Linked DNA regions of Homo sapiens: regions 1, 3, 4, 5 and 6 are each linked to region 2. The links are chromatin contacts, found by Hi-C or POLR2A ChIA-PET in ENCODE. All regions are on one chromosome and are shown on one strand. Each heading gives the region's core, a stretch centred on a gene start or an enhancer-like site at or near the end of the contact. The rest is flanking DNA. Distances are from core to core; before and after follow the strand shown. Region 1 has its middle 160 kb from the start of TRIM33. Region 2 holds the start of LRIG2 (leucine rich repeats and immunoglobulin like domains 2). Region 3 holds the start of SIKE1 (suppressor of IKBKE 1). Region 4 holds the start of TRIM33 (tripartite motif containing 33). Region 5 holds the start of BCAS2 (BCAS2 pre-mRNA processing factor). Region 6 holds the start of CSDE1 (cold shock domain containing E1).

The links. A loop is a pair of places that touch in the nucleus more often than their neighbours do. ChIA-PET counts read pairs that join two places held with the same protein, here RNA polymerase II (POLR2A). Pooled maps may share reads with other maps.
Region 1: a loop to region 2 is called in a map of CD4-positive, alpha-beta T cell, with 8 times the contacts of the local background. The contact joins the enhancer-like site here to the promoter of LRIG2 in region 2. A Hi-C loop is called at or near these places in 2 of 168 maps with a recorded cell type or tissue (CD4-positive, alpha-beta T cell and naive thymus-derived CD4-positive, alpha-beta T cell) and 8 of 50 pooled maps. POLR2A ChIA-PET finds 5 or more read pairs at or near these places in 1 of 52 experiments (HEK293).
Region 3: a map of gastrocnemius medialis shows a loop between it and region 2 (6-fold over the local background). The contact joins the promoter of SIKE1 here to the promoter of LRIG2 in region 2. A Hi-C loop is called at or near these places in 2 of 168 maps with a recorded cell type or tissue (gastrocnemius medialis and naive thymus-derived CD4-positive, alpha-beta T cell) and 6 of 50 pooled maps.
Region 4: a loop to region 2 is called in a map of CD4-positive, alpha-beta T cell, with 8 times the contacts of the local background. The contact joins the promoter of TRIM33 here to the promoter of LRIG2 in region 2. A Hi-C loop is called at or near these places in 2 of 168 maps with a recorded cell type or tissue (CD4-positive, alpha-beta T cell and naive thymus-derived CD4-positive, alpha-beta T cell) and 11 of 50 pooled maps. POLR2A ChIA-PET finds 5 or more read pairs at or near these places in 2 of 52 experiments (activated B cell and activated naive CD4-positive, alpha-beta T cell).
Region 5: a map of CD8-positive, alpha-beta T cell shows a loop between it and region 2 (10-fold over the local background). The contact joins the promoter of BCAS2 here to the promoter of LRIG2 in region 2. A Hi-C loop is called at or near these places in 4 of 168 maps with a recorded cell type or tissue (CD4-positive, alpha-beta memory T cell, CD8-positive, alpha-beta T cell and naive thymus-derived CD4-positive, alpha-beta T cell) and 10 of 50 pooled maps.
Region 6: a map of CD8-positive, alpha-beta T cell shows a loop between it and region 2 (17-fold over the local background). The contact joins the promoter of CSDE1 here to the promoter of LRIG2 in region 2. A Hi-C loop is called at or near these places in 1 of 168 maps with a recorded cell type or tissue (CD8-positive, alpha-beta T cell) and 12 of 50 pooled maps. POLR2A ChIA-PET finds 5 or more read pairs at or near these places in 1 of 52 experiments (T-cell).

The regions. Positions count from the first base shown.
Region 1 is chr1:114,344,788-114,349,491 of GRCh38, reverse strand. No RefSeq gene overlaps it. Among named protein-coding and RNA genes, the nearest start is that of TRIM33, 160 kb to the left of the region's middle. RefSeq lists enhancers at 281-781, 3,346-3,846. Within about 2 kb of position 3,236, at least 21 of the 41 ENCODE cell types and tissues checked have a DNase peak (open chromatin) inside an H3K27ac peak, as active enhancers do.
Region 2 is chr1:113,070,110-113,074,821 of GRCh38, reverse strand. It overlaps LRIG2 (leucine rich repeats and immunoglobulin like domains 2), which reads right to left and starts at 1,624. Exons shown (of 18, transcript NM_014813.3): 1 at 1,177-1,624. The coding sequence starts at 1,415. LRIG2-DT (LRIG2 divergent transcript) reads left to right here and starts at 1,720. Exons shown (of 3, transcript NR_103777.1): 1 at 1,720-1,883. RefSeq lists enhancers at 455-504, 1,104-1,163, 780-1,311, 1,344-1,653, 1,312-1,845 and 1 more.
Region 3 is chr1:114,778,014-114,782,989 of GRCh38, reverse strand. SIKE1 (suppressor of IKBKE 1) reads left to right here and starts at 2,305. Exons shown (of 5, transcript NM_025073.3): 1 at 2,305-2,541; 2 at 2,775-2,880; 3 at 3,706-3,848. The coding sequence starts at 2,383. RefSeq lists enhancers at 1,923-2,042, 2,283-2,522, 1,987-2,552, 2,553-3,119.
Region 4 is chr1:114,509,793-114,514,856 of GRCh38, reverse strand. It overlaps TRIM33 (tripartite motif containing 33), which reads left to right and starts at 3,654. Exons shown (of 20, transcript NM_015906.4): 1 at 3,654-4,306. The coding sequence starts at 3,781. It overlaps LOC124904348 (a long non-coding RNA gene), which reads right to left and starts at 3,519. Exons shown (of 2, transcript XR_007066452.1): 1 at 2,932-3,519. RefSeq lists enhancers at 1,695-2,457, 3,318-3,487 and silencers at 3,678-3,787, 3,818-4,117.
Region 5 is chr1:114,579,224-114,583,768 of GRCh38, reverse strand. It overlaps BCAS2 (BCAS2 pre-mRNA processing factor), which reads left to right and starts at 2,154. Exons shown (of 7, transcript NM_005872.3): 1 at 2,154-2,270; 2 at 2,378-2,470. The coding sequence starts at 2,178. DENND2C (DENN domain containing 2C) reads left to right here. Exons shown (of 21, transcript NM_001256404.2): 21 at 1-919. LOC105378914 (a long non-coding RNA gene) reads right to left here and starts at 1,926. Exons shown (of 3, transcript XR_947719.4): 1 at 1,370-1,926; 2 at 1,131-1,244.
Region 6 is chr1:114,756,187-114,760,591 of GRCh38, reverse strand. It overlaps CSDE1 (cold shock domain containing E1), which reads left to right and starts at 2,608. Exons shown (of 20, transcript NM_001007553.3): 1 at 2,608-2,667. RefSeq lists enhancers at 2,402-2,691, 2,063-3,056, 2,892-3,211.

The sequences.
Region 1 (4,704 bases), core at 1,987-4,486, 1.3 Mb before region 2:
CCACCTTCCCCAACAATGTATAATAATCAATCTCCTACATTTGGTGAGATGCCTCATGGTTCCTCTGGTGTGTGGCTCTTTCACTGCAACAAGTCAATAAACCTGGCTTTGTCAGGTCACCCCACATTTGTCCCTGGGGGCCTGAGGCTGTTTGGTCTAAGATGGGCATTGGAATTTGTGAATATGGAGAAAATCACGCAGCATGGGGACTTCAGCTGAAGGATCCTGCTGTAGGGCAAGACCAAGAAGTTGAGTGAGGGTCTTGGAAGGCTAAAGTTACAAGGAGGTAGAAACTATCTAGAGGCAGAAGCTATAGGACAGAGAAAAGGTAAATAAGGGAGAGTAAAAGAAGCAGCAGCGAGTCTTAGTTTGAGGAACGGAGTAGACATTCAGGGCTGAGGCCGGCCGCTGAGCACGGTGGAGTGCTTGGCTGGTCCCAAGAGCCACTCCTCCCATCCCAGCTCCAGGGCTTGGAACGTTATGGTCCTGGGTTAGTCTGTAACTCTCTATGCTCCTTGCAACCCAAGTAGCTTAACTGAAACCTATCACCTCTCCTGTGCCACCAAAAATCTTAGGTTGTTGCAAGTCAGGACCGGGCAGCTTCAGAATGGTTGGACCCAGGGGCAGAGAGCAGGCACTGTTCCTACAGTTGGCAACACCTGTGGAATGGTGGCCACGAAGATCCCTGTTTGGCCAGGATTCCTGTGCTCAGGCTGTCTTTGTTCAGCCTGGTGGGGACACTCGGTGCCCAGCCCACAAGATGGGCCTCCCACTCAGGGCAGTTAGGCATGGCCTGAGGACACCCGAACGTTTCCCTCAGGAGCCTGGGAGCCTGCTGAAGACTGGCCAACAGGCCTCGTGTCTGCTCAACCCATCCTCCCACCTTGCCATGTGTCTGCCTCTGCCCAGCCCCCAGCCCTTCAGGCTCTGAGCCTCCTCCTTCAAGTCCGCCTTCATCCTGAGTTTTCAGGAGAGACACGTCTCAGGTGTAGGCACAGGGGAACCATCCCTGAAGGACAAAGAGAACCAAAGCAGTTTTGACAAAGAGCACTCAGGAAGCTGAGAGGAAAAACATTTGAGATGGCAGATGAAAGATGTTATGTGAATGCAACACATTAGAGTGGTTATGGTTGTCAGAAAAAAATAATAAATGAGCAAATTTGAAAGCCAACTGACTAAAGTCTTTGAACCACACCACATATACCAGTAAAATACAAATAATATTGGATCTTGAAATACGTACTCTTTCCTTTAGTGGGGAGTCTATTATTAGGTAGAGCTTCCCAGAAATTCCATAGGGTCTTCTCTAGTTCTTTAGTAAAAACACCATTTTGTAATTATTTGATAATTACAATGGATTCATTTATTATATTTCCAAGTCATCAGGTGTGGCATCTGGGGAGAAGTCAAACAAAGGAAGCTGGGAGCTCCCCCACGGTATGAGGCCCTGTGGAGAGAGGAGGCTAATGTAATATTAATAGAACTGGCAGAGCAGGGCAGAATCGGGAACGTATTCAGGGCCTGAGGCTGAGTGGCTGCCTGCAGACGCTGCTTTGGGGTTCCTAAGGCAGGTCATTCAAAGATGACATTCCCTTAAGAAATCATCAGACCACACCTCTCAGTTTGGGGCTTGGAGAATGCAGCTCCTGAGATGGGGTCTGCAGGTCATGATGGGGAGAGGAGTGGGATGGAGCTCAGGGCTGGTTTGGGTGGAAGCTCAGTGCCCAGGGGTTGCCCGTCCACGGCAATGCTCACACCCAACACAGCACATGATGCCTTCTTCTTGGCAATGGCCCTTCTGCTTTCTGTACAATCACAGTCCAGAAGCATTAGAGCTTCACGAAACCTCAGAGATATGGTCAGTCGCCTCCTCAGGGGAGGCACCCAGGGCTAGTGCCCTGCCTAGGGTTTCATAGGTGGTGGCAGGCCCAGGCCCAGAACATACATCTCCAGACGCTGGTCTGAAGTGCTTGCCATCAAGCCTAGTCCTACATCTGCTGGGACCCCAGTGCTGTGGGGAAGGGATCTGGTGCTGTGGGGAAGGGATCTGGTGCTGTGGGGAAGGGATCTGGTGCTGTCCGGAAGAGATCTGGTGCTGTCCATACCCATCCGCGTGTAAATGTTGTGTGGCTGGTACAGTTTAGTAAGGAAAGTGTCAAAGAAAGGCAGTGTGAATATTGGTCTGCGAGGTATCAGCGAGCCAGTAAGCAAAGAACTTGGGAGGTGCGTGCTCTCTCTCTCTCTGACACACACACACACACACACACACACACACACACACACACAGCAAATTTCGGGAGGCAAAAAGCTGTGGGATTGGAGTTGGAGAGCTCAATTTCTGTGAGATCTTAATGAGATGGTTCTGAGAATCTTCAAAAGCTAGACAATTACAAGACACTGGAATTAAAGTTTTGCAAATACCTGAGGGAGAATACTAGCTCAGGCCCTCAAAAGGTAATCACCTGTCCTGAGCAGCCAGGACCGGAGGGTCCTGGGCCAGAAGACCCTCAGGGCAAGGGGCCATTGCAAAGACGATCATGACCATGATTACCGTCATGATTGTTATCCTCGGAGAGGGGCTGCCTGCCACAGGGAATGTGCGATGGTTTCAATCTGAAAACAATCCCTGAGCTGCATGTTCAGGTAAACTCATGCTCTAGAAGCAAGGTGCTGTCGTGCAAGTTGCTGGCACAGCCTTCCGCAGCCTTCTTGCAATTCCGGGCTGCACCCGCGAGGGCTAGCGTCACGGTCCCTCTTCTGAGGCGCGCTGGCGCCCTCTAATGGACACTGCCGAACAGGACGCCACGGCGCTGCTGAGGCGCGATGGCTGCGAGGCCGCTAGGGGCGCTTGCAGGCGGCACAGACTGGTGGAGCCGAGTGACGCGGCCGCCAGAGGTTTGGGCCGATTTTGGAGACCGGTGATTAGGTTTCTTTCTGCCTGATTCAGTCCTGCTAAGTTAAAACGTGCAATAATCCCTTACTGCCAAGGCACACGTTTCTCTGTGTTTCAGGGGTATCAAAAGCATTTGCTAAACAAGTCAAACCCGTCGTTCTTTCGGTCTATTCTATCAGTGCCTGGAGAGGAATCTGGAAGAAGGAGGTGGAGAAGGAAGGAAGGGCGTGGAGGGTGAAGACGGCCCTGTGTTCCCCTGGGCTGGCCCGGCCCTCCTTTCCCAGAGCTTTTCCCCCTCTCGCCGTCACTCCCGGGGGCCCTGGGCCAGGAGGGAAGGGGGATGGAGGGGAGGATGGGATCCCAGGGGAGGGTCTGGGTGCGCGCCCCCACTGCAGGGCAGGTGACTTCGGAGGCGCTGGAGCCAGCGGAGCGCAGGCCTGTCATGCAAGCCGACCCTGCGGTGGGAGGAAAAGCGGTCTCTCGGGGGAAGGCTCCTGGCAGAGGCCTTTCCCTTGATCGGCTCACTTGGCTCTTCTGGCAATGCGGTGCCCTTCGCAGGCAACTTTCCAGGGGTCAGAATCACAGTACGCCAGCCCTGGTTTACTCCCCACAAGCGTCTCAGTCCATCACTCTGCTTTGTGTTGTGCTTGCTCTGAGGCCCAGGCTCATCCTGTACAGGCCTCATCCAGTAGCTCAACATCTGTCTCCATTCCCTCTCCCTGTCCTTTCCCCAGAACCTCCCACCAAGAACGCTGGTCTCCTATTGCTTTCACAATAGGTCTTGATGGCCCAGAAAACCCGAGCGCAACTCTATGGCATCCAAAAATGTGTTCCCCATTACTACAGGCAGGGGAGAGCTGGGTCTTTAAACACCCTGGAGGTGAGGGGCATACACGTGTGCCTTCCTGCCTTAGAGTAGGCGGAATCCTAAGACATTAAAGAAAAGAAAACAAGACAGCTGATTTCTGAATTAAGCCGGATTAAAATTCATACTAAGCTGTACTATTAATTTAAAAAGCTCTTATTTACGGTCTACTAGACACTGGGCACTTTAAATTCAATAAATTATCTCTCTCTCTTTTTTGTTTTTGTTTTTGTTTTTGTTTTTGAGTCGGAGTCTCACTCTGTTGCCCAGGCTGGAGTGCAGTGGCGCGATCTCGGCTCACTCAGCCTCCACCTCCTGGGTTCAAGCGATTTTCTTGCCTCAGCCTCCTGAGTAACTGAGATTATAAGCACGTGCCCCCATGCCCCATGGCTATTTTTTTTTTTTTTGTATTTTTTGTAGAGATGGGGTTTCGCCATGTTGCCCAGGCTGGTCTCTAACTCCTGACCTCAAGTGATCCACCCCCCTTGGCCTCCCAAAGTGCTGGGATTACGGTGTGAGCCACCACGCCCAGCCTAAATTTAATAAATTCTCACAACAAGCAAGTTAAGTACTGTTTTCTCTGTTTTCTACATGAGAAAACTGGTAATCAGAGAGGTTAAAGACTTGTGCAAAACTACACAGCTCTCGATGTCAGTTGAAATAGGTAGGTTATGCTGCCTTAATAAATAGCCCCCATATTCCAGTGGCTCATGTTAAACCAGTCGTGGTTTATTTCCTATAAACATTCCATGTGCCTCACTCTGCTCTGTGCTGTGCTTGCTTGGAGGCCCAGACTAATGGGGCCGCCAGTTGTGGGACATTGCTGGGTGCTGGGTCAGAGACCAGAGAGCTCTGGCGGGTCCCATCAGCAACTGCAGGCTCTGGCCCAAGGGGCAGGTGGGCTTGGCTCACAACTCCCTGCCTGAACAAGATTCTCTACCCTTTC
Region 2 (4,712 bases), core at 375-2,874:
TTCTCCTGCCTCAGCCTCCCGAGTAGCTGGGACTACAGGCGCACACCACCACACCCAGCTAATTTTTTTGTATTTTTAGTAGAGACGGGGTTTCACCATGTTGGCCAGGATGGTCTCGATCTCTTGACCTCGTGATCGGCCCGCCTCGGCCTCCCAAAGTGCTGGGATTACAGGCGTGAGCCACCGCGCCTGGCCCATTGATGACTCTTTCTTAACGACTCCATCAGAAATCTGTCAGTTAATAAACGTGCTGCTCAGTTAGTGACGAGAAATAACTGTATGTTAGTGGTTAAGAAGCCCCATAATTGCAGCATTTAATACCTGCTGTTGTTCCTAATACCACCAGGCTGACTCAGACTAAGGAGCCCTCCAAGTTCCACTGTCTAATAAAGACCTGTCAAAGTGAAAACTCAACAGTGGAAACTCCAGAATTCATTCAACCGTTGTACCTGCTTTACCTACATAAATAAGCAGAACTGATTTTTGGGTTCTTTGCCACAAGAAGATGCGCTGAAAACAAAGCATCAAATGGTTCTGCAAAAAATACTCCTCCTCTTTACAGTGAAGTTTAAATTAGATCAAGAATGCTACTTACAAAGATATTCTGAATTACAGGATCTCCTGATTCATCATAATGAACTTTTCAACCCTGTTAAGTATCAAAACTGCAGCACAAAATCAGCCAACATGCGAACTAAGGACTAAAGACAGTTCATAGGTCTTTGGCGATTGTGATTATAAAATCACGTGCCTGAGGACCACTAAGTCTGAGGTACACACCAAATCATGCAGCTCAAGATAAGCAGAAAGCACTGTTCCGTGCTCAACCCACCCCCCGCCCCACCAACCATCCAAAGTCAATGCTGGTGCCCAGGACCCGTGAGTCCTTACCATTAAATATGCCCGCCCCATTTCCTCCCCAGTTGAGGAAATCACAGACTCCTTGGCCCCAAGAATCTTAACCCTCGTCTTCATACAATTCTCCAGAAACCTTAACACCGGCTTTTTTAGGCTCCCACCACCTAAAACAAAGTTCATAAAATCCTGACGGCAGTTTCCTTCAGAGCTTAGGCTCTCGACCACACCCTCCGACCAGGCCTGTCTCCCTCCTGCCTGCCCCCTGTAGAGGGAAGGCTCCCCCTCCTTTTGGTCACTCTGCCTGGCCGCTCTACTCACAGGATAGCGGTGTCGGGGGGCAGCAAGCCCGACAGCGCCCTCCAGCTCGGTGCGGGCAATTTCCTGCGACTGCAGTCCAGGAGAGGAATGCGGCAGGAGCAGGGCGCGGGGCAGAGACCTGCTCCGGCGGCGGGCAACAGGAGGAGAGCGGTCTGGGCAATGAAGAGTAACCGAGAAAGCACTCTAGATCGACACCCCAGCAACTGCTCCTCCGGGACGCCTAGGGGCGCCGGCGCCATTTTCCCCCTCGACCTGGACGTGGCCTAGAAGAGCTGCCTGCTAGAAAAGGAGGATCGGCGGAGAAGCTCAGCAGAGATGCTCGGTGGCTGCACTGTCTCCCGAAGCCCCGGCTGAAGGCTGTACCATCTAAAGGCATGCAAGGAGCAGACGCAGCGCGACAGCGGGGTCGACGGCCTGGGACACACGGCCTGACGGACACCTCTCGTCCGCCCCTCCCCACGGCGCAACGTCCTCACGCACAGGGGCCAGCCAATCGGTGCCATAAGATGAGGTTGCGCCCGGGGCGGAACTCAGTGAGGGGCGGGGCCAGACGCAGCCGAGTATCTTGAGGAGAAGGACTTTAAAGCGTTCAGGGATTTTAGCTGCCGCTGTGGAGTTCCGCCGCTGTTCTTCCGCTGGAGGGCGCAGTAGTTCCTTAAGAGGGAATGGTGCGGCGAATAGCTGTGAGTTCAAAGTCCTGACTACAGGTATATCTACTGTAGTAGAAAAGGATCTTTTATTTGCTCTGGGCTTTAAGAAAGGGGAGTGGCAGAAGGGCTGCCTTCCAAGTCGCACACACGAATGGGTCACGGGAGCTTCTATCCTGGCTTTGGCCAGATCGGCCTCCAGAGCCGAGCTCGAGCCTCTTCTGCCCCCTGCTGCTTGGCTGTAGCCCCTGCTCTTCTGCAAGTAGGCGGCAACTGCCATTTGCATAAGATCAATATCACTCTCTGTTAATGGCCTTGTAAGCTCCTGAAGGCAGAGGCCCTGTTTCTTCATCGGTGCACCTCCACCTTTTGTTCTAGCTTGGAGTTCAATAAATTTTGGTGGGACTGCACCTGCATGTCTATATAAAGGAAATACCCTTCTCTTTGGAGGGATGCTGTCAAGGTCACTCTCAGAAAAGCAAGCGAGACAAGAGGGTGTTGAGCAGTCAACAAAGCAAAGACTGGATGTGAGGAAATTTATTTCTCCTAAAGCAGAGGCTATGGAAAACTTACTAGGAACAGTGAAGTCTGGCCATCTTATGCTCATTCAGCCATCCAAGGTTGTAAATAAGACTTTGAGAATAATAGTGATGGTTCACTTATACGTAGTGAACTTTTCAAAGGGCGTTTGCATCTGTTATCTTGTTTGCTCCTTCAGTGACTGTGACATTGGCAAGACAATTATTGCTGATGATGCAACAAGCCCCAAGAGGTTAAACCAAGTTACTCTTGAGGCAGGGGCAGGTTCGACATTAACATGGGTTTTCTGACATAAATTGAAAATCTGAGCAGGTTAAAAAGAATGATAATGCCTAGGTTAGGGTTCTCATAGAAAGTAACTGAAAGCAATCTTTCCCATGGCAGATTATGGAGTCATAATTATGTTTTTAAAAACCTTTTTCTGTTTTTTTTTTTTAATATTGAAGTATATATTGGAAACAAGGCCATATCCAATGCTACAGTCCAAACCAAACTTTTAAAGCCAAGACAGCGGAATGAAACTTACTCTTAGCCTTCTTCCCTTAGCTGTTGAGCAGACTTAACAAACTCTGGTAAGAAATCCGGCATAGGCAGGAACCTTACAAAAAAAAAAAGGAGGCAGTTTAGTTCCTTTCTACATTATAGTTTCAGAGCTTTCCTATGAAACTATACCAAATGGGGCCATTAGAAATTAATGCTCTCTAACCTGTATCCTCCGCAGTAAGTGGCTCACTGCAATCTCTGCCTGCCGTATTCAAGCGATTCTCCTGCCTCAGCCTGCCTAGTAGCTGGGACTACAGGTGTGCACCACCATGCCCGGCTAATTTTTGTATTTTTAGTAGAGACGGGGTTTTGCCTTTTTGGCCAGGCTGGTCTCGAACTCCTGACCTCAGGTGATCCACCCACCTCGGGCTCTCAAAGTGCTGGGATTACAGGCATGAGCCACTGTGACTGGCCACAAATACACGTTTTTTTTGTTTTTTTTGTTTTTTTTGTTTTTTTTTTGAGACAAAATTTCATTATTGTTGCCCAGGCTGGAGTGCAATGGCACAATCTCGGCTCACCGCAACCTCCGCCTCCTGGATTCAAGCGATTCTCCTGCCTCAGCCTCCTGAGTAGCTGGGATTACAGTCATGCGCCACCACGCCCAGCTAATTTTGTAGTTTTAGTAGAGATGGGGTTTCTCCATGTTGGTCAGGCTGGTCTCGAACTCCCAACCTTAGGTGATCCGCCCGCCTCGGCCTCCCAGAGTGCTGGGATTTCAAGCATGAGCCACCACACCCAGCCGCAAATATGTGTTTTTTTTTTTTTTTTTTAATTTATTTTTTTATTGATAATTCTTGGGTGTTTCTCACAGAGGGGGATTTGGCAGGGTCATGGGACAATAGTGGAGGGAAGGTCAGCAGATAAACAAGTGAACAAAGGTCTCTGGTTTTCCTAGGCAGAGGACCCTGCGGCCTTCCGCAGTGTTTGTGTCCCTGGGTACTTGAGATTAGGGAGTGGTGATGACTCTTAACGAGCATGCTGCCTTCAAGCATCTGTTTAACAAAGCACATCTTGCACCGCCCTTAATCCATTTAACCCTGAGTGGACACAGCACATGTTTCAGAGAGCACAGGGTTGGGGGTAAGGTCACAGATCAACAGGATCCCAAGGCAGAGGAATTTTTCTTAGTGCAGAACAAAATGAAAAGTCTCCCATGTCTACTTCTTTCTACACAGACACGGCAACCATCCGATTTCTCAATCTTTTCCCCACCTTTCCCGCCTTTCTATTCCACAAAGCCGCCATTGTCATCCTGGCCCGTTCTCAATGAGCTGTTGGGCACACCTCCCAGACGGGGTGGTGGCCGGGCAGAGGGGCTCCTCACTTCCCAGTAGGGGCGGCCGGGCAGAGGCGCCCCTCACCTCCCGGACGGGGCGGCTGGCCGGGCAGGGGGGCTGACCCCCCCCACCTCCCTCCCGGACGGGGCGGCTGGCCGGGCGGGGGGCTGACCCCCCAACCTCCCTCCCGGACGGGGCGGCTGGCCGGGCGGGGGGCTGACCCCCCCACCTCCCTCCCGGACGGGGCGGCTGGCCGGGCAGAGGCGCCCCTCACCTCCCGGACGGGGCGGCTGGCCGGGCAGGGGGGCCGACCCCCCCCACCTCCCTCCCGGACGGGGCGGCTGGCCGGGCGGGGGGCCGACCCCCCCACCTCCCTCCCGGACGGGGCGGCTGGCCGGGCAGAGGGGCTCCTCACTTCCCAGTAGGGGCGGCCGGGCAGAGGCGCCCCTCACCTCCCGGACAGGGCGGCTGGCTGGGCGGGGGGGCTGACCCCCCCCACCTCCCTCCCGGACGGGGCGGCTGGCCG
Region 3 (4,976 bases), core at 1,056-3,555, 1.7 Mb before region 2:
CTTTAATTATCAGTTTGGTTAAATGAGTAACTATTATTTTTACAATGAATATTATCTTGTTTTGATCAAATGTTTTGAGGCTTTTAAAATCTTTGACCAATGTCCTCAAAATCAAAATCGTAAATTAAGTCTCTGACTTATTGCTGGGGTTTATCGAAGCTATAAAAATTAATCACTGCAAGGTTGTAAAATATTTTTACAGCTTCCAGTCAGGTCATAGACTCCGGTATCACACCTCCAGCTCCTTGAAAAGGTCCTTATCAGGTGATATTAACTAATCCTTGTGCTTTTAAGTTATAGGGACTTACACATATCTCATCCAAAGAAGGCATCAACTCCTGCCAGTATCTGACACTAAACTGCAATTAACCAAAGCCTCATCGTTAGACTCAGGCAAAGGCGACAAAGTAAACTGCTTTCATGAGACACAGGGACAGTCTTGTGTTCAAAAATATTAAGATTCATTTAACAATTCTGCCTCTATCTGAATTAATATAATTTATTCTGTGCCTTGATACTAAATAATTTAAGTGTTTAGCTACCTATGAACTTCTTTTCCTGTTATTCTCAAAACTAGGCAGGGTTTATGACCTTTGTGTTTGAAATGTTGTTAATTCTTTCTGTTTTGTTTTACCTACAAAAGTTGAAACTCTTCAATCCCGCCATGCCTAGAGACTATAACGTAATGTTGTAAGGGCCAGTATTGAGAGCTAAAATTAGTTCAGACCCTACAAATCAAGGATGACACAGATGCCAAAACAGCTAAACAAAATGCTTGCATTTTGTATAGCTAATTGCAACAAGCCAAGATTACAGCAGCTCAATGCATAGAATTTATAGATAAGTCAATTTTGTAACCCTTGCCTTTTGGTTTTTGCCTCTTAACATTGCTTAAGAGGGGTTTTAAGGTTAATGAGTGCCTGCCCACCTCCTTCCCATCTGACCTAGAACGTTTAATTGGCTGTAACTCTTTTGACTCTAAGTCAGTTGGCCGCAGGAGGGACATGATGGACTCAGGGCAGGTAGCACACCACCCTGGCATTGATATGGGACAAAATTAAAGTTTGGACACTGATACTGTCTCTGGGATACCTTGACCAAAAAAAAAAAAAAAGTGGAATGCTGTTTTGAAGGCATGAGCCTAGCCATTCCCCATCTGCGAGCATTTGATTAGTAAAGCTTTCACCACAGGTCACTTCTCATGTTTTTGGCCTCTAGGCAGCAAGCAGCCAGACGTGAGCCAGTTGCAATAGCAGCATTATTGACAATAGCAAAAGGTGGAAGCAACCCAACTGTCCATCCACGGATGAATGGATAAACAAAACGTGGTATATATATATTATTCAGCCTTAAAAAGGAAGGAAATTCTAACATATGCTACTATATGGATGAAACTCGTGGACATTACACTAAGTGAAATAAGGCAGTTATATAAATACAAATGCTGTATGATTTCACTCATGTCAGGTACCCAGAATAGTCAGATTTGTAGAGACACAAAGTAGAATGGTGGCTGCCAGGAGCTGGGGATAAGGAAGAATGAGGAATTATTGTTTAATGAGTACAGAACTTCAGTACTGCAAGATGAAAGAGTTCTAGAGATGGATGCTGATGGTGGCTGTATAACAATATGAATGTACAACTGAACTGTACACTTATAAATGGCTGAGATATTAAATTTTATGTGTATTTTGCCACAATTTAAAAAAAATTAAATGAAAGTAGGCCAGGCGCGGGGGCTCACACCTGTAATCCCAGCACTTTGGGAGGCCGAGGCGGGCGGATCACTTGAGGTCAGGAGTTCGAAACCGGCCTGGCCAACATGTGAAACCCCGTTTCTACTAAAAATAGAAAAATCAGCCGGCGTGGTGGCGCATGCCTGTAATCCCAGCTACTCGAGAGGCTGAGGCAGGAGAATCGCTTGAACCCTGGAGGCAGAGGTTGCAATGAGCCAAGATCGCGCCACTGCACTCCAGCCTGGACAAGAGCAAGATTCCGTCTCAAAAAAGAAAAAAATAATGAAAATAAAAAGAAACTAACTGTGACTGAAGAACAACCCACATCAATGAAAACCAGTAGGGAAAGGAGACCTTCCCACTGCCCAGCTAATCATAGCCTGACCACCAGGCTGTGGTAACTGGAAACCAACGGCGTGGCAAGTGTAGGTCTGGGGCTCCGCGCAAGGAAGGACTGCAAGGAAGCCGCAGGTTAAAGCGGGTCAACCCGCAAAATAGGCTGCCACTGCGCAGGCGCCCATTGCGCCTACCAAGACACCTTGTAAACGTGCCCGGAAATGACGCCTGTAATGCTGAGACAGACTCCCAGAAGATCTGAGCGAGTCGCGTAGCTGAGCCCGGCAGGGGCTGGGGTGGTGCTGCTGCTATGAGCTGCACCATCGAGAAGATCCTGACAGACGCCAAGACGCTGCTGGAGAGGCTACGGGAGCACGATGCGGCCGCCGAGTCGCTGGTGGATCAGTCGGCGGCGCTGCACCGGCGGGTAGCAGCTATGCGGGAGGCGGGGACAGCGCTTCCGGACCAGGTCAGGCAGAGGGTAGGAGTCCAGTGCTCTCGGATTCTGGGCACTGAAGGGTGGAGAGCGAGGTAAAGTGGGAACTCGGCCTGGAATTTATTCCCGGTCTCAGAGGGCGGCGGTGAGACCATTTTCCTGGGTCGGGGCTGAGAATCCTGCCCTGGAGCCCTAACTTCTGCCTCTTCAGTTGCATCTGCCGCTGTTCTCTTTAAGGCATGCTTAGTCTGTCTCTATTTGTCCAGTATCAAGAGGATGCATCCGATATGAAGGACATGTCCAAATACAAACCTCACATTCTGCTGTCCCAAGAGAACACACAGATTAGAGACTTGCAACAGGAAAACAGAGGTTAGTCAGGCCTTTTCATATCTGGTAATAGTTTAAAGTTATTGCAAAATTGCCCTAAACATTTACAAAAGTGTACATATATTTCCAGGTCAGTACTTTTAGTAGGAGAGTCCTCCTGATCTGGCCCAGTAACAATAAAGTTTGTTAGATTACCCTTTTCAAGGTCATCTGACTAATATTGCAGCAGCTTACCAAAGAGGTGCTGTGTAGAGTTGGTATTATTGCATGGTTTATTTTTAAGCATCCTCAGATGTGTAACAAAAGAGTTCATAGCCTCATGGACTTAAAATTTAATGTTTAAGTATTAATATAAACACTGAAGGTAAGATTTAAGGTTTTGTTTATGTTCTTGTTTGTGCAAGGTGAAGCAGCAGAATTTTATTCTAAGGGTATATATTCTTAGGCTTGATTAGTACATTATTAATGATTGTGGTATTAATAGTTGTTTACCAGAGGGGTTTCACATATATCATTCTACTGTATTCTCATATCTTCATTTTTATCTACCACAATGCAGTTAAGAAATAGGCTCAGAAGAAGCTAAATGATTTACTTATGAGTATTAACCAAGCAAGTTACAGAACTGAACTCAAACACATGTCTTCTGATGATACATCCATTGTTGTTTCTGCAAGACTTTGCTTCTCTGCCTAGAAAGTTACCTTTCACATAGACTTTAACTGTTCAGTTTTGCGGACTTAAACATTGATTTACAACTTTAGATTCATATTATCTATATAGTGTTACAAAATTCCAACTGTTAAGACTTTGGATTTGGGAACTGTCTCTCAGACATCACTGCCAAGTTCTTTTATTTTTTGACAGAGCTATGGATTTCCTTGGAGGAACACCAGGATGCTTTGGAACTTATCATGAGCAAATATCGGAAACAGATGTTACAGTTAATGGTTGCTAAAAAAGCGGTGGATGCTGAACCAGTCCTGAAAGCTCACCAGTCTCACTCTGCAGTAAGAAACTTTGAATAAATTCGAAATGAACCAAATTGAAATCTTGAGATTGTTTTAGATTGTGTGCTTGTTTTTTTGCTTTGTGAGATAGGGTCTGGCTCTTGTCGACCAGGCCGTGGTGTAATGGCACGATCTCGGCTCACTGCAACCTCTGCCTCCTGGGCTCAAGCCATCGTCTCACCTCTGCCTCCGGAGCAGCTGGGACTACAGGTGCACACCACCACGCCCTGTTAATTTTTGTGGGGTTGTTTGTTTGTTTGTTTGTTTGTTTGTTTTTTGGTAGAGATGACATTTCGCCATGTTGCCCAGGCTGGTCTGAAACTCCTGGGCTCAAGCGATCCACCCACGTTAGCCTTCCAAAGTGCTGGGATTATAGGCATGAACCACTGCGCCTGGCCATGTGTGCTTGTTTTTGAAGAAAAGTAAGCTCATTTTCCTTTCATGTTTATCACATTTGTTGTTTATTTTGCCATGGCTTTGTAAAGATATGAATAGAAAGAAGGAGGATAGGGGCTGCTCAGATCCTTTTATTTGAGTGGGACTAAGGTTCCCCCTCCCTCACCAAGATCTCTTTTGAAAATGTTCATTAATTCTTAGCGCTCCCACCAAACATAATGCCAGTTAGTGTTGAAGCTGCCTGGTAAACACTTGGTTGGTTATTACTTATACATTTAACTTAAGCTCCTTGCTTGTAAGGCGCATGAATTCACATTTTATTCCTAACATAGTACCTGACATACAGCAGGCAGTCAGTAAACCTTTTATAAACTGAACCACATAGTATCATACTATGTTGTTAGGGGAGAGAAGTATGGTTTTTTAAAAAAACAAACATGGCATAGTTTCTGTTCTTTGCTAATTTGGGAGACTCAGTAATTGTTCTTATGTTTATAGGTGCTTCATGGTTGTCATTGTACATTCTTGTGTACTGTATCATTTAATTCTAGATGTATAGGGTTGGAGCCTACTACTTCTGTGAGATGTAGTGAAATATAAGCTTCATCTTAAATTCCATTGAATGCATTTTACTGACTTAAAAGTTTTAGGAAACAGATATTTTAAATATTTGAATGGCTTTCATCTGGAAGAGAAAAATAGATTTTCTTCTCGTATGGAGGAAAAAACTTG
Region 4 (5,064 bases), core at 2,405-4,904, 1.4 Mb before region 2:
TTTACCAGCAACTTAGAGGAGTTTTCTTCATAGCAGAACTGCTATGAACCTCCTAAGAGCTCTTTCCTTTATTTCAGAACTGGTTTTTTCTGATAATGCTCAAACCAGAGGAACAAGGGATAGTAGCCTAGGTCAGGAAAATGGCTGGACACAGCCTCTACCTCTACCTGCTGCTCAGTTTGGGCCACAGCATGATTCCTCTTCTTGAAATTTTCTCTCAGTGGCATGTGTTTCTCCTGCCAGTTCTGTTTCCTTCAGGGAACTTTGGGTCTACTTTAACATCCATGTTCACCATGTGCTGGGTGCTGTTATTAACGTTTTACAAATATTGTTTGTGAGGCAACCTTGAGGTAGGTCCTACCCGTAGCAAACACCCTTTCATGACTGAGGGAACTGAGGCAACCTAAGTAAGTTTCCCTAAATCACATAGCTAGTAGGTGATGGAACCAGATTCAAACCAAGCATTTTGTCCCAGGGCATAATGAACCCCATGCTATGCAGTCTATTAGACAGGTTTGTGCATTATCGTATCTCAGCCTCATCTGTGGACTTATTTCATAGTTTCTCCTGCAAGATTTCTGGGCTCCCACAGAAAATCAAGGATGTAACTGGGTCTGTTTCAATGATCCTAAATATTTCATGAGTTATACTCCAGGCACTGCCTTCTCAGAGCACACAGTGAACTTCATGGGGGCTGTTTCCATCCTATACAAATTATATAGTTTTCAAAAACAACACTTTTATTCTAGATTTTAATAAAGGCAAATGTAGCAGGCATCAAAAGGTTAAGAAAACTCATGGAAGCAAAACTTTTGGTTGAGAAATTCAGTTCATTAGCTTATTTTTTTGAAGTGAATTTGAGAAGAAGTGTTTATGATTTATACTCCATATTTTTCACCACCTTTACAGATTCTAACCTGATCCAACCAACCGAGTTATTACCCTATTAGCCCCTTAACTGGTCTTCCTTATTCCACTGACCATTTACAGGTGATTCCTCTAGGAAGCAGCCACAGTGACTCTTTTCACAATTCTGCTTTGAGTCTTTGCTCAAAACCCATCCAAGCCTTCCTATCTGACTCAGTGGTCCTAAGGCTAGGGTATGAGTACTCCTGGGGTACTTCAGTGAAGGAAAATTTTCCAAGGGGTACATAAAAAAGTAAGGGTAGTTTTAAGGGAATTACTCCATCATATATGTGAGTGTGTAGATACATACATGTATACATATATAGTTTTTAATGCAGTAAAGACTGTGGCAATGAAAAATGGAGTTGATACAGGACCTTATCTCATTCTAGCAATGTTATATGCATTCATGCCTACTCGAAATAATTAGGGGAAGGGGGAAGACTCCCAGCCATATCATTAAAACATTCCCAATACTTTTCCATGTTTAAAAAATATAACATTTTAATATACTTTAAAAAATGGATAGTATTAAGCCACTTTAGTGTTTACTTCCCTATTAGATTAAAAATAATTTTTAAATGTCAGTATTACAGAATGTCACAAATTAAACTCTGCAACTATTTAAACTTCTGAAAAAATTTAGTCAACTTACAATGTTTGAGGAAAGAAAACAGCCTTCCAAAATTCTTTCAAAGGGCACAAAAGTTAAAAAAAAAATTGAAGACCATTTCTGTACATGACCTGGCTCCCTTAATAACTCTCTTATCTCATGTCCTACTATTCTCTCCCTTGTTCAAGCCACTCCAGCCACACTGACTCCTCCTCTAACAAGCCAAGAATCCGTTTCCCTCAGGCCCTTTGCACTTGTTATGTGTTCCTCTCCTGCTCTTCTCCAAGACAGGTTCCTTCATCTGATCAACAGGGGCCTTCTTCAATCACCTCTAACCCCTTTTACCCCACTTATTCTTTTCTTCACAGCACTTACCACTCCCTGGCATGTATCTATTCTCAATCTTTTTCTCTATTAGATTGTAAACCCCTTGAATGCAGGGAGCTCCTCTGTTTTGTAATCCCAGTGTATCTCTAAAACACTATGACAATAAAGAGGTCAGGAAACATTTTTGAATAAATTTTAAAAAGTTTTCAGGAGGCTGGGCGCAGTGGCTCATGCCTGTAATGCTAGCATTTCCAGCGGCTGAGGCGGGCCAATCGCTCGGGCCCAGGAGTTTCAGCCTGGGCAACATGGTGAGACCCCAGCCTCTTCGAGGCAAAGGGAAAAAAAAGATCAGCTAAGTCATGGTGGCGTGCATCTACGGTCCCAGGTAATTGCGAGGAGCACGGCTTGAGCCTGGGAAGTCGAGGCTGCAATGAAATGTGATGACGCCACTGCACTCCAGCCAGGGCGACAGAACGAGGAGGTCTCAAAAAAAAAAAAAGTTTTCACGTGGTTTAAGGACTTACAGCACCTTTCTTGGGAACACTAACAGGAGACCAAAGCATTTCATGATCTTAACACTAAAACAGTTGTTGCACTACATAAAATCCTCCAAATACCTTTTTTTTTTTTTCAAATAAAAAGGCAACTTTCTGAAAGCTTTTCTTTTTTTTTTGAGACGGAGTTTCGCTCTGTCGCCCAGGCTGGAGTGTAGTGGCGCTATCTCGGCTCACTGCAGCCTCCGCCTCCTGCCGGGTTCAAGCCATTCTCCTGCCTCAGCCTCCTGAGTAGCTCGGATTACAGGCGCACGCCATTACACCCGGCTAATTTTTATATTTTTAGTAGAGACGGGGTTTCACCATATTGGCCAGGCTGCCCACGAACTCCTGACCTGACCTCAAGTGATCTGCCCGCCTCGGCCTCCCAAAGTGCTGGGATTACAGGCGTGAGCCACTGCGCTTGGCCTGAAAGCTTCTACTACCATTGTTGTAAGGGCATTTGTCACCCAGCTCAACCCAGGACACTTAAAGTGGGACCTCAGAAGGACGCAGTATTGGTTATATCCGTGGCTCTCCAAACTGACATACATAAGAATCAGCTGAAGGGACTTTTCCCCCTCCGTCGGCTCTCTCCCTCACTTCCTGATTCAGGTCTGGGGACTGGCCCTGGCATCTCTGCTTTGAAAAACTCCTCCGTTGATTCTGATACGTAGCAACTCCTGAGAATCACCTTAAGATGCCAAAAATAGCTGTTAAAGAGTTTCTTCCTCACTCGGTCTTTTCAGCCTATTTCTGATAGATCCTCAGTTCAAAAACAAAAAGCAAAAAAAAAACAAAAAAAAAAACCAAAACCAAACAAACAATAAGCCCCGCTTTAGTGCTCCACGGCCACCCAAAGGAACGCGGCTGGTCTACGCACAGCAGAGACCCAGGAGGTCCCGGCGATCGAGCGGCGCGGCAGGTGAAACTTCCGCGGAGACGCCCGGGACACGCTCGCAGGGACCGGAACCGTCCCGGCTACCACCCTTCCGTATGCACCACCGCTGTGTCGGAGTTCATAACCAACCCCAGCCAAAGGCTACCCAGCGTCAACGGCCTCTGGCTTTAAAAAAAAAATCTCCCTTCGGGTTAAAGAGCCGCGGCACTGACGCAAGGAACTGGCTTCGAGGGTCCGGGACCGCTCCGCGCCCGCGAACCGAGTTCCCGCCTCCCTCGGGAGGACGTCCGTGCGTACGTGCGCGTGCCGCAACCGCCCTCCTTCAAACGCGCGACGCGAGGGCGGGGGCGCCGCGTGCGCGCGCGCTCTCGTTGGTTCGCTCTCTCGCTAGCTCTCGGCTGCCGCTCTTGCTGCGGCTGCGGCTGGGGCTGGGGGCGGCGGCGGCGGCGACGCGGGCGGCGGGCGGCGCGGGGCGGTCCGGCGGGTTCAAAGAGGAAAACATGGCGGAAAACAAAGGCGGCGGCGAGGCTGAGAGCGGCGGCGGGGGCAGCGGCAGCGCGCCGGTAACTGCCGGGGCCGCCGGGCCCGCCGCGCAGGAGGCGGAGCCGCCTCTCACCGCGGTGCTGGTGGAGGAGGAGGAGGAGGAAGGCGGCAGGGCCGGCGCTGAGGGCGGCGCGGCCGGGCCCGACGACGGGGGGGTGGCCGCGGCCTCCTCGGGCTCGGCCCAGGCTGCTTCATCTCCTGCGGCCTCAGTGGGCACTGGAGTTGCCGGGGGCGCAGTATCGACGCCGGCTCCAGCTCCAGCCTCGGCTCCCGCTCCGGGTCCCTCGGCAGGGCCGCCTCCTGGACCGCCAGCCTCGCTCCTGGACACCTGCGCCGTGTGTCAGCAGAGCTTGCAGAGCCGGCGTGAGGCGGAGCCCAAGCTGCTGCCCTGTCTTCACTCCTTCTGCCTGCGCTGCCTGCCCGAGCCGGAGCGCCAGCTCAGCGTGCCCATCCCGGGGGGCAGCAACGGCGACATCCAGCAAGGTGAGCCGGAGGCCCTGCCTGGCATCTGGGCCGCAAGGGATTTGCGCAACCCTAGAGGAGCTGGGGACGGAGGTGCTGGGGCCTGGGGCTGCTCGGACGGGCGCCATCCCGAGGGGTCTCTAAGGTGAAAGACTCGCCCCTGGGACACTTTCCAGAGAAGCTGGACCGCAAGAGATAAGGGGAGCATGAAGGGAGGGGTGCCGGCTGCGAGAGGCTGGGGGAGGGGACACTGGCTCCGAGGGAGGGTTTGTGATGTGCGGAACCCGGCCGAGCGCTGGTTCTGGAGCTGGCAGACCCGTACAGTGAGAGAAGGGGGATTTGGGAAACACGTTGTGAGGAAGCGTTTTGGCTGAAAGGGCCCGGGCCAGCGAGGTGTTGAGGGAGTAGGTAAGAGGTAAGGGCAGTGAAGATGGATTGCTTTGGAGGGAGGGGACTTGGCGTGTTCACAGATAGGAGAGAGGAGGACTATGGATTAAATGGAGGTGGAGAGAATATGTTGGAGAGCAAGGGGTCCAGAGAAGGCGCCTGGAAGAAAATTGTAAGATGACATGGGGAAAGAGAAACTCGGAAAGTGGACTGCATGGTTAGGGAAAATCCTAAGGTTTGGGGATGAAGGAGAAATGAACTTTGAAGGAAATTGAGAGTTAGGGAAAGCTGGGCATGAATTTGTTTTAGCTAATTGGCCGTTAATGAGCCCCTAGTGTTGGGGCACTGTGCTAGGATTGAATAAAGTACTCAATGAAGACTTCATTCACAGT
Region 5 (4,545 bases), core at 905-3,404, 1.5 Mb before region 2:
ATGGTGTGATCTCGGCTCACTGCAACCTCCGCCTCCCGGCTTCAAGCAATTCTCCTGCCTCAGCCTCCTGAGTAGCTGGAATTATAGGCACCCGCCACCACACCTGGCTAATTTTGTACTTTTAGTGGAGACGGGGGTTTCACCATGTTGGCCAGGCTGGTCTCGAACTCCTGACCTCAGGTGATCCACCCACCTTGGCCTCCCAAAGTGCTGGGATTACAGGCATGAGTCACTGCACCCGGCCTGTGTGTGTGTGTGTGTGTGTGTGTGTGTGTTTTCAAACTCATGGGCAAATTCAAGTTCAGATGGTGCACTTTTCATTGATTAATGTTATAGCAAATGTCAGTTTGTTTTCTTCAGTTTCTGCTGATGGTTTTAACTGGCACAGAAAGTATTTATTCAACCTTACAAAACTGTGTAAGTTGTATTGTGATACAGTTTATTGACTTGTACAGTATTGTCATTACAACCCATTCAGGTATGCATGAATCTGAAGCAGAACACCATTTAAGACTGGTGCTGTATAATATAATTCCTACAGATGTGGGTCCAGGGAATAGAACTGAGCCTGTCTTTTTTTTAATGTTAAGCAGGTTACCCCCAGTGGGGCTTCTACTAGACATCTCTCCATTTGGTCTCTTCTTACACTCCAACCCAGCAGGAACAGTTAATAATTGGATGTTTATAAAATGGGGGTAAAAGGGTTTACTGTGATGGATCCTGGCTATCCCTCTAGGAGGAGACCTTTGCTTCAGCAATGGTGTCTTCATCCTCGCAGCCTGAAGCTGCTTCATTTCCTTAGGTCTGTTGTGTTTTCTGTAAAGTGTTAGGAATTCTGGATATTTTTGTAAAAGAATCAAGATTTGTATAAAATGTTGTTTACAGATCTTTTAATGAATAAATACATAAACCCCCCACAGATCCCTTGGAGAATTCTTTAAGATCTTTTATGTCACTTAAATCTATAGCTAGCACATTTACCTAATGGTACTTCGGTAATAAGAATTAGTCTTAGACTGACCAGGCTTAATAACGGAGGTCAACATTTCCAGGCTCTTGGCAGACAAAGGCTGGGTCTAGACTGCACACTGGGCAGGGCATATAGTCTGACAACTTTATTTGGTTTTTACCTGCTTAATCAAAGGGAGGCTGCTTAGTCCAGGAGCCATGCAGAAGAGAGTGCATGGGCAGCAGCTTGAGTGGTTCGGAGGCAGTGAGGAATGCCATTCTATTACCGTTAAGTCCTAAAGGCAAAATGACAGGATTTTTAAGGAACTGAGGTTCCTTTTGATACGCAGACCATAAAGCTTCACAATTTTAATTGGAGACTGGCGCCCAATTCTAGAGTCTCTTTAAAAAATGTACTTACCCAATGCAAAGGTTTTAAGGGCACCGAGGGGGAAGGATAGTTGGGGTACAGCAAGGAAGTAAAAGAGGAATGACCCGGGGTGCAGTGGCTCACGCCTGTATTCCCCACATTTTGGGAGGCCAGGAGTTCGAGGCTAGGCTTGGCAACATAGAAAGGCTCCATCTCTACAAAAAAAATTAAAAATTAGCCAGGCATGGTGGTGTGCACCTCTAGGCCCAGCTACTCGGGAGGCTGAGGTGGAAGGATCGCTTGGGCCCGGGGGGTTGAGGCTGCAGTGAGCTATGATCACGCCACTGCACTCCAACCTGGGCAGCAGAACAAAGACCCTGTGTCTACAATAAAAAAGGAAAAAAGTCTCGCACAGAGGAAGAGAAGATTAAGGGGAGAAGGTGGGAGTAAGCAGAGGTGGGAAACCAGTTTATCTCTCCCCGCCAAATGCTGCAGCCAGTTCCCTCCAAAAGTGTTAAGGGGCTCCCTTTCCAGATATCAATGTTTTGGAGGAAACGAAAAGCCCCAACTTCAAATCGCCGCCATTCGCAGGCAAAAAAAGGGGCAGTAAGCAGAGGACAGGAAATTGAGGCCTTTCGCTGACGCAGACAAGCCAAGACGTTACGTCACGTCCGCCCAAAACAAACCAGCCCGGCAATTTCTAGATACCGGGCGGACCCGCCTTCAAAATTAGCAACTGAGCATGCACTAACGTCAATACGGAGGGAACGTGATTACATCAGTGTCAGGCGCCGGCGTAATTAAATATAACTGAGTTTACGCAGACGCAGAAAACGCAGGCAAACCTGAGGTCCTCAGAATGGCGGGCACAGGTTTGGTGGCTGGAGAGGTTGTGGTGGATGCGCTGCCGTATTTTGATCAAGGTTATGAAGCCCCTGGTGTGCGGGAAGCGGTGAGTGCGGGGTGTCTTTGTAGCTGACTCACTGCTAGCTGGCTCGGTACTGAAAGAAACATGTTACAATTTGCCACTTCTACCCTGGTCCCTATTCTCTTTCTTAGGCTGCAGCGCTGGTGGAGGAGGAAACTCGCAGATACCGACCTACTAAGAACTACCTGAGCTACCTGACAGCCCCGGATTATTCTGCCTTTGAAGTAAGTATGTCTTGAGCCTAGGTGTGAACGAGAATTCCTGTGAACCTTTATTTTGGATTGAGAGCTTTAAATTCCAGTTTTAACCATTGCCTGCATAGCTACTACTTACCTACTGTATAGGTGTCAGTCTATTGAAAACAACTAGATAGATAAGTCTTCTCCGAGGTTCTTATTCTAAGATCCATAGGAAGACTTTCTGGGGCTCCACAACTCACTTAATGCAAAAATTTGTGGCTACCATTCTTTGAGATAGGATCCATGCGTAAATTCTCAAAGGGACCCTCTCCTGCCAAGATTCACTCTACAGCAAGTGATCTAGGGTTTTTTAATATGTATAAGCCTAATTACCTAAGCTCTTTAGAACCACTGGAGAGTGGCATATTAAAGTCTAGTTATTTACCAAATGTATGTGATACGACTGAAAGGACAAACCATATCCAAGTGTATACTACTTTTTTCTCAGCCTTCTCCTTTTTTCTGTAATCTATCCGATGTTTTTATTAACACATTTCTGATTAATGTAGGCAATAATTTTCACTGATATGAATACTTTACAAGTGCTAGGTGCCATTCTAGATTCTGAGATCATAGAGATATATGGGGTTTCTTTTTTAATATATTTTGTTTTCTTTTAATTTTTCTTTTCTTTATTTAAGACAAACATCCTCTCCAAAAAAGATAGGGTTTCTGAATACAGAAAAATACAATACAGTGAGGAGCTAGATATATAAAACAAAAAGTTTACAATAGTATGTATAAATGTGTAATAATATGTAAAGGACCTATAGCGGAGGGTATGTATAAGGACAAGAGGATTAGAGAAGGGAGTGTCCATGATTGCCTAAGGAGTCAGATGCTGTTCTACTCCACACATTGAGTATGATACTATTTTAAATGTATAACCTTGAAGTACACCCAGGATTCTAGTTAGGGTCTAGTTAGCTAAATGAAATGTAAGATATCATTTCTAAATTATTGGATTCAAGTATTTCAGTATGTACAGCTTGGAGGATTTTTTCCCATTATACCTAATCGTTTATTTATGAAAGGATTGTATTATTAAAAGGCAGTATTTAGCTGGGTGTGGTGGCTCACACCTGTAATCCCAGCACTTTAGGAGGCTGAGGTGTGAGGATCACTTGAGACCAGCCTGGGCAACATAGTGAGACCCTTTCTCTACAAAAGAAAAATTAAAAAGTTAGCCAGGCATGATGGCATGCACCTGTAGCCCCAGCTACTCAGGAGGCCAAGGTGGGAGGATCACTTGAGCCTGGGAGTTCAAGACTGCTACAGTGAGCCATGATAATGCCATTGCACTCCAGCCTGGCAATAGAGTGAGACCCTGTCTCAAAGGGAAAAAAAAAAAAAAAGATATTATTTACATTAAAGTAACATGAAAAAATTGTTAGTTAAGTTTGTTGTTGTTTTTGTTTGAGACGGAGTCTCATTACGTCACCCAGGCTGGAGTGCAGTGGTGCCATCTCTGCTCACTGCAACCTCCACCTTCCGGGCTCAAGTGATTCTCCTGCCTCAGCCTCCCGAGTAGCTGGGATTGCAGGTGCCTGCCACCATGCCTGGGTAATTTTTGTATTTTCAGTAGAGACGGGATTTTACCATGTTGGCCAGGCTGGTCTTGAACTCCTGGCCTCAAGTGATCCACCCACCTCAGCCTCCCAAAGTGTTGGGATACAGGTGTAAGCCACCATGCCCAGCCTTGGCTGAGTTTTAAGTAGAAGACGTATGTTCCTATGAACGTGTTTTCCTATGCTTTTTCTAAATATTTGTACCTAGGTGTAGATGTTAACCACATTAAGAACTAAGTACAGTAATGCTTCCTTATTGGACTGATTTCTGAAGGTTTCAGATAACTGCATTCAATCACAGACTTTTTAAAATACTTTTGCCAGTTTTTTTCCTTCTCTCTTAAATACCTTTGTAATTAGTTTACTGATGATTTAATTAGTAAACTCCCAGGTTCAAGTGATTCTCCTGTAATTAGTTTACTGATTATTTAATCCTTTCTTTTTTTGAGACAGAGTCTTGCTCTGGTGCCCAGGCTGGAGTGCAACTCCTCG
Region 6 (4,405 bases), core at 1,359-3,858, 1.7 Mb before region 2:
TCCAAAGTGATTTAACAAGTTTCTGATTTAATTTAAAAAAAAACATAAAAAGATAACCACATTTTTTCAGTTTTTGATTTGACTTCAAAATTCATCTGAAAAAAATCATTATGTAGTGATCTAATAATGAAACCTACTTCTGTTTGTGGGTTTTACTTGTAGAAACAGTAAATCATTTTAACTTGTGATTTATATCAAATTGTTCCACCTGTTACTTTCTTTAATGCATTAGAAGCTAAAATGTATATTTCTCGGTTTATACAGACTGCATTTTGTGTTAAATGTAAATTGATATTAATTTTGGAACAAGGAGGAATTTAAAGGAATTTAAAGACAATTGGGATATATTCAGAATGATGATGATGAAATGATTATATAATTAAAGAAGGTTTTCAGAAGCTATGTGTAATGGTAGAAATCAAGGCTTTATCCTTCCTTATTAATAGTAATTGTATTGATATAATTTAGTAAGACTTTTTTTTTTTTACATTTCCTATTGCTGTGATATTTGAGAATGTATACTAAAAGTAGAATTACCTAATTACCTAATTAGTTTCACATGACCTCATATCTAGCGCAAGAGCCTGGTACAGTTTCTCTATAACATTAGATTAGAATACACAGACCAGCTGTATTGCAGGAAGGGGAGATCTCGATTTAAGAACTGGGTGAATTAAACAAAACAGCTGGTTTGAAATATTTACATTCTGGGCCAGGCGTGGTGGCTCATGCCTGCAATCCCAGCACTTTGGTAGGCCGAGGTGGGCGGATCACCTGAGGTAAGGAGTTGGAGACCAGCCTGACCAACATGGAGAAACTCTGTCTCTACTAAAAATACAAAATTAGGTCGGGTGCGGTGGCTCATGCCTGTAATCCCAGCACTTTGGGAGGCTGAGGCGGGTGGATCACGACATCTGGAGTTCGAGACCAGCCTGGCCAACATGGTGAAACCCTGTCTCTACCAAAAATACAAAAATTAGCCGGGTGTGGTGGTGCACGCCTGTAATCCCACCTACTCAGGAGGCTGAGGCAGGAGAATTGCTTGAACCCGGGAGGCGGAGGTTGCAGTGAGCTGAGATCATGCCATTGCACTCCAGCCTAGGCAACACGAGTGAACTCCATCTGAAAAAAAAAAAAATTTACATTCTGTAGTTTCCCAGAAATATATTCCAATTTCTAACAACTTATCATACTGTTGTCCAGTGCTATTTATTCAACAAGCTTTTGAGAGTTGTTGAGAGCGGGCACTGTCAACAACCAGGGATGCAAAGATGAATTTCATAAGCTCTGTGCTAGAGTATTACTACCTAGTAAAAACTAATAATTACAATAGAGTGAGCTATGAAAGCATTGAAAATGAAGCAAATATTTGTGCTTAGGAAAGCGTGGGAAGGCATCAAAGAGAGCAAAAAGGCAGTTTTGAGGTGTTATACATGGGACTGGACACCAGCAACAAAGGTGGTGAGGAAATTTTTGAACAGAAATGGGACACGGCCTCCTCTTAGAATTCAAGAGGTTGAATTGAAGGTTGTCTTTCCTTCATTGCACTTATTCCAATGTGTATGTTTAGATTTGTTTTTGTGATCATCAATGATGCTAGACTAAAAGTTCCTTGAGGACAAGTCTATATCCGATTTTCTTTACAACTGTATACTTCCCAGTGGTTACACATACAACATGTCAAATAAATGTGTTGTAAGCAAAAAGTGGGTAGGAGAGTTCTCAGAAGACTGGCTGCTCATTATTTATCCAATACTGTCAAGTGAGAGAGCCAGTGAATCTGTGAAAACAGAAGCATTGAATCTGGGAAAAGCATTCCTCTCACCAGAGGAGCATGCTCTACTGTCTGGCAGGGGATAATCCATTGAACTTCCTGTGGTCATAATTACCCATTTTTCTCCTTCCTTCTTCCCCCATTGGATGAATCATCTCTTTGCTCTTATTTCAACCTTTTAATTACTGATCCACCCTCTTTGATTACCTGACACAACAGGAATATCTTTCGTAACTTGAAAGGTCAGTTGACTGAATTTGTTTCATTTTGTTTAGTGATTATGCAGCCTTGCTCACTCTTGTGCATCTGTTGCAATGTTTTTCGTGGAAAACAAAGGTCTCATTTAGATTTCTAAATTACCTTGCTACAAAGCTGACTCTATACTAATGAAATTCCTCTAAAACAGTAGACGTAAGAAAGAATGCTTGCACTATAAGAAGAAACGAGTGTGAGGTCCTTCCGGATTTTTGCTGGGAAAAGATAAATCATTTTTTATGACTCCTGAATATGCCATCAGAATTGTTGGCCTTCAAGGTTTACCCCATTATTGTGGGCTAAAACGTATTCAAACGCTCGAAGACTAGAGACGCCTAAAGCCACCCGCCACCCCTAGTGTCCAGGAGGAGTCAGTAAACACCGAGATTGCTTCCCGCAGCACACCCAAGAAGGAATGTAATGTAATGCAGCCACCATGTTGGTTGTGGTTAAGTGCAGCAAACTGCTTGGCGTCACTTAGCCCTGCTGCGCAAGCGTGTTGAGAGTACGCTTCACTCCGCCCCTTCTCGTGCACGCGCCCGGAGCCCGCAACTCTCGCGAGAGAAGCGAGATTTATTCCTACGTACCGGGCCGTGCTGCTTATGGCGGCGCTGGAGAGGGGGCGCTGAGCTGTTGGGGTGAGTACGACCTCAGGGTCCAACTGGGGGTAGCAGAAACCCAGGGGAAGGGCTGAGAATAAGACCAAGGCTAACGAGAAGCCTTCTGAGTCAAGGTGGGCACTCGTAGAGCTCTAGGTGGGGAAGAATGCACCCCGATTCCCTGCCCTGGGCTTTTTCATACGTCTCCCGTTCAACTGCCTGGGCCTCATGTCAGGTCGCAGAGCTGAAACGAGGAGTTGAGGCCAGCCGGCTGCGCGTGGTGGTAGTGGTGGTGGTGACTAAAGTGGGGGGAGGGAGCGAAAATGGAGGCTCCGACAGCAGCCAAGATGGAGGCAGAGGGTGCGGGGCTCGGGCGCGGAGGCTGCTGGGATCTGTAGTCTGGCTGCTTCCCCATCTGCGGCTTGTCTGGGGAAACGGGAACTACATGTCCCGGCGGGCGGGGCGAGGGGGTGGTGGCGCGGTCCTTTGTGTGAGGTTGGAAGAGCCTGAGACCGAGAAGAGGGGCCTACTTTGACTCTGGACCCTGTAGTTTCCTGGCCGTTACCTGCTTGGGAATCTGACTACCAGTACCAGAGCGCAGTGCGGCAGTGGCGCCTTCTTTGTGTATAGACTGAGACCCTGCTCCATCTAGATATCTTAGGGGAAGTGTTTAAAGACACCTTTCCCCAGCCACATCTGGCACAGTAGTGTGGCGGAATTGACATCGTTACTCCAGTCACCTAGAGCAGGGTCTCAGCACCCAACCTTCCCCTCATTGTCTCCCCTTCGGCGTCTTGAGAAAGGGAACCAGTCCCTAATCTTTTAGGCACGTGGCTCCCACCCCTCTATCTTGGGGAATGGGCGTGCGCCCTGAAAGCTCAGTAGTGTCCTCCCTTCCACCTCCTGTAGTTCTCATGGTGCCAGCGCCTGGCCCACCCACATTGTGCAATGAACGGCCTGGCTTCGTCATTCTATGTAGAATGTTTTAGAGTTCCCCCGTCGGAGACAGCTTCAAATTTTTGCCATGCTATTTTATCAATACGAAATCTTAGTGCCAAGGTTCTTTTGCTTTAAGGTTTTCCCTTAGAAACACCCAGATGGCGGCCGTCTTGCTTAACTCACAGGTGAAGCAGAGAACGCTCCCTGAAACAGGCTTGAATCTGCAAAGAATATCTGAACGTTGTTGGGCAAGTTAATTTTCGTGTTTTGCACCTTAAATGAGTAAAAGAATATGGCGCTCTTTAAACAGTTGGGAGACAGGGCGGAGAGGGAGAATGCTCAAAGGCACTGTGGTAGTTAAATCTTTTTGAGAGGCTTAAATTTTCATCAGGCTGGTATGAACTGGCAGTTCTCAGCCACTGCTACTAACCTACTTTTTTAGAATGTAGGTTTCAAATTATAGCCCACAGATATAAGCTACTCTATACTAAAATGCTGAGTAATTTTCATTTTGAGTAACTAAAGGCAAACATTCTTGATATTGCATTGAGGAGCACTATAATACATACCTTGGTTTTCTTTTGGTACTAACCAATAATGGATATCCTTGGTGTGGGTAAGGAGGGGCTTTATATACTTCAGTAGGGATATACCTGAGTCATAAAACTTAGATAAATATTTGGCCTTCTTTTTGTTTCGTTTTAGCCCTGGGACTAAAATAAAAGAGAAGGTAATAGTTTGGTTTTGCAGCTGTTCTGGATGTTTACCATCGAGATGATTATTTATAGCAGCTGAGTTGAAAACTAAAGTATTTGAGGCACAGAAGATAGGTTTTCTT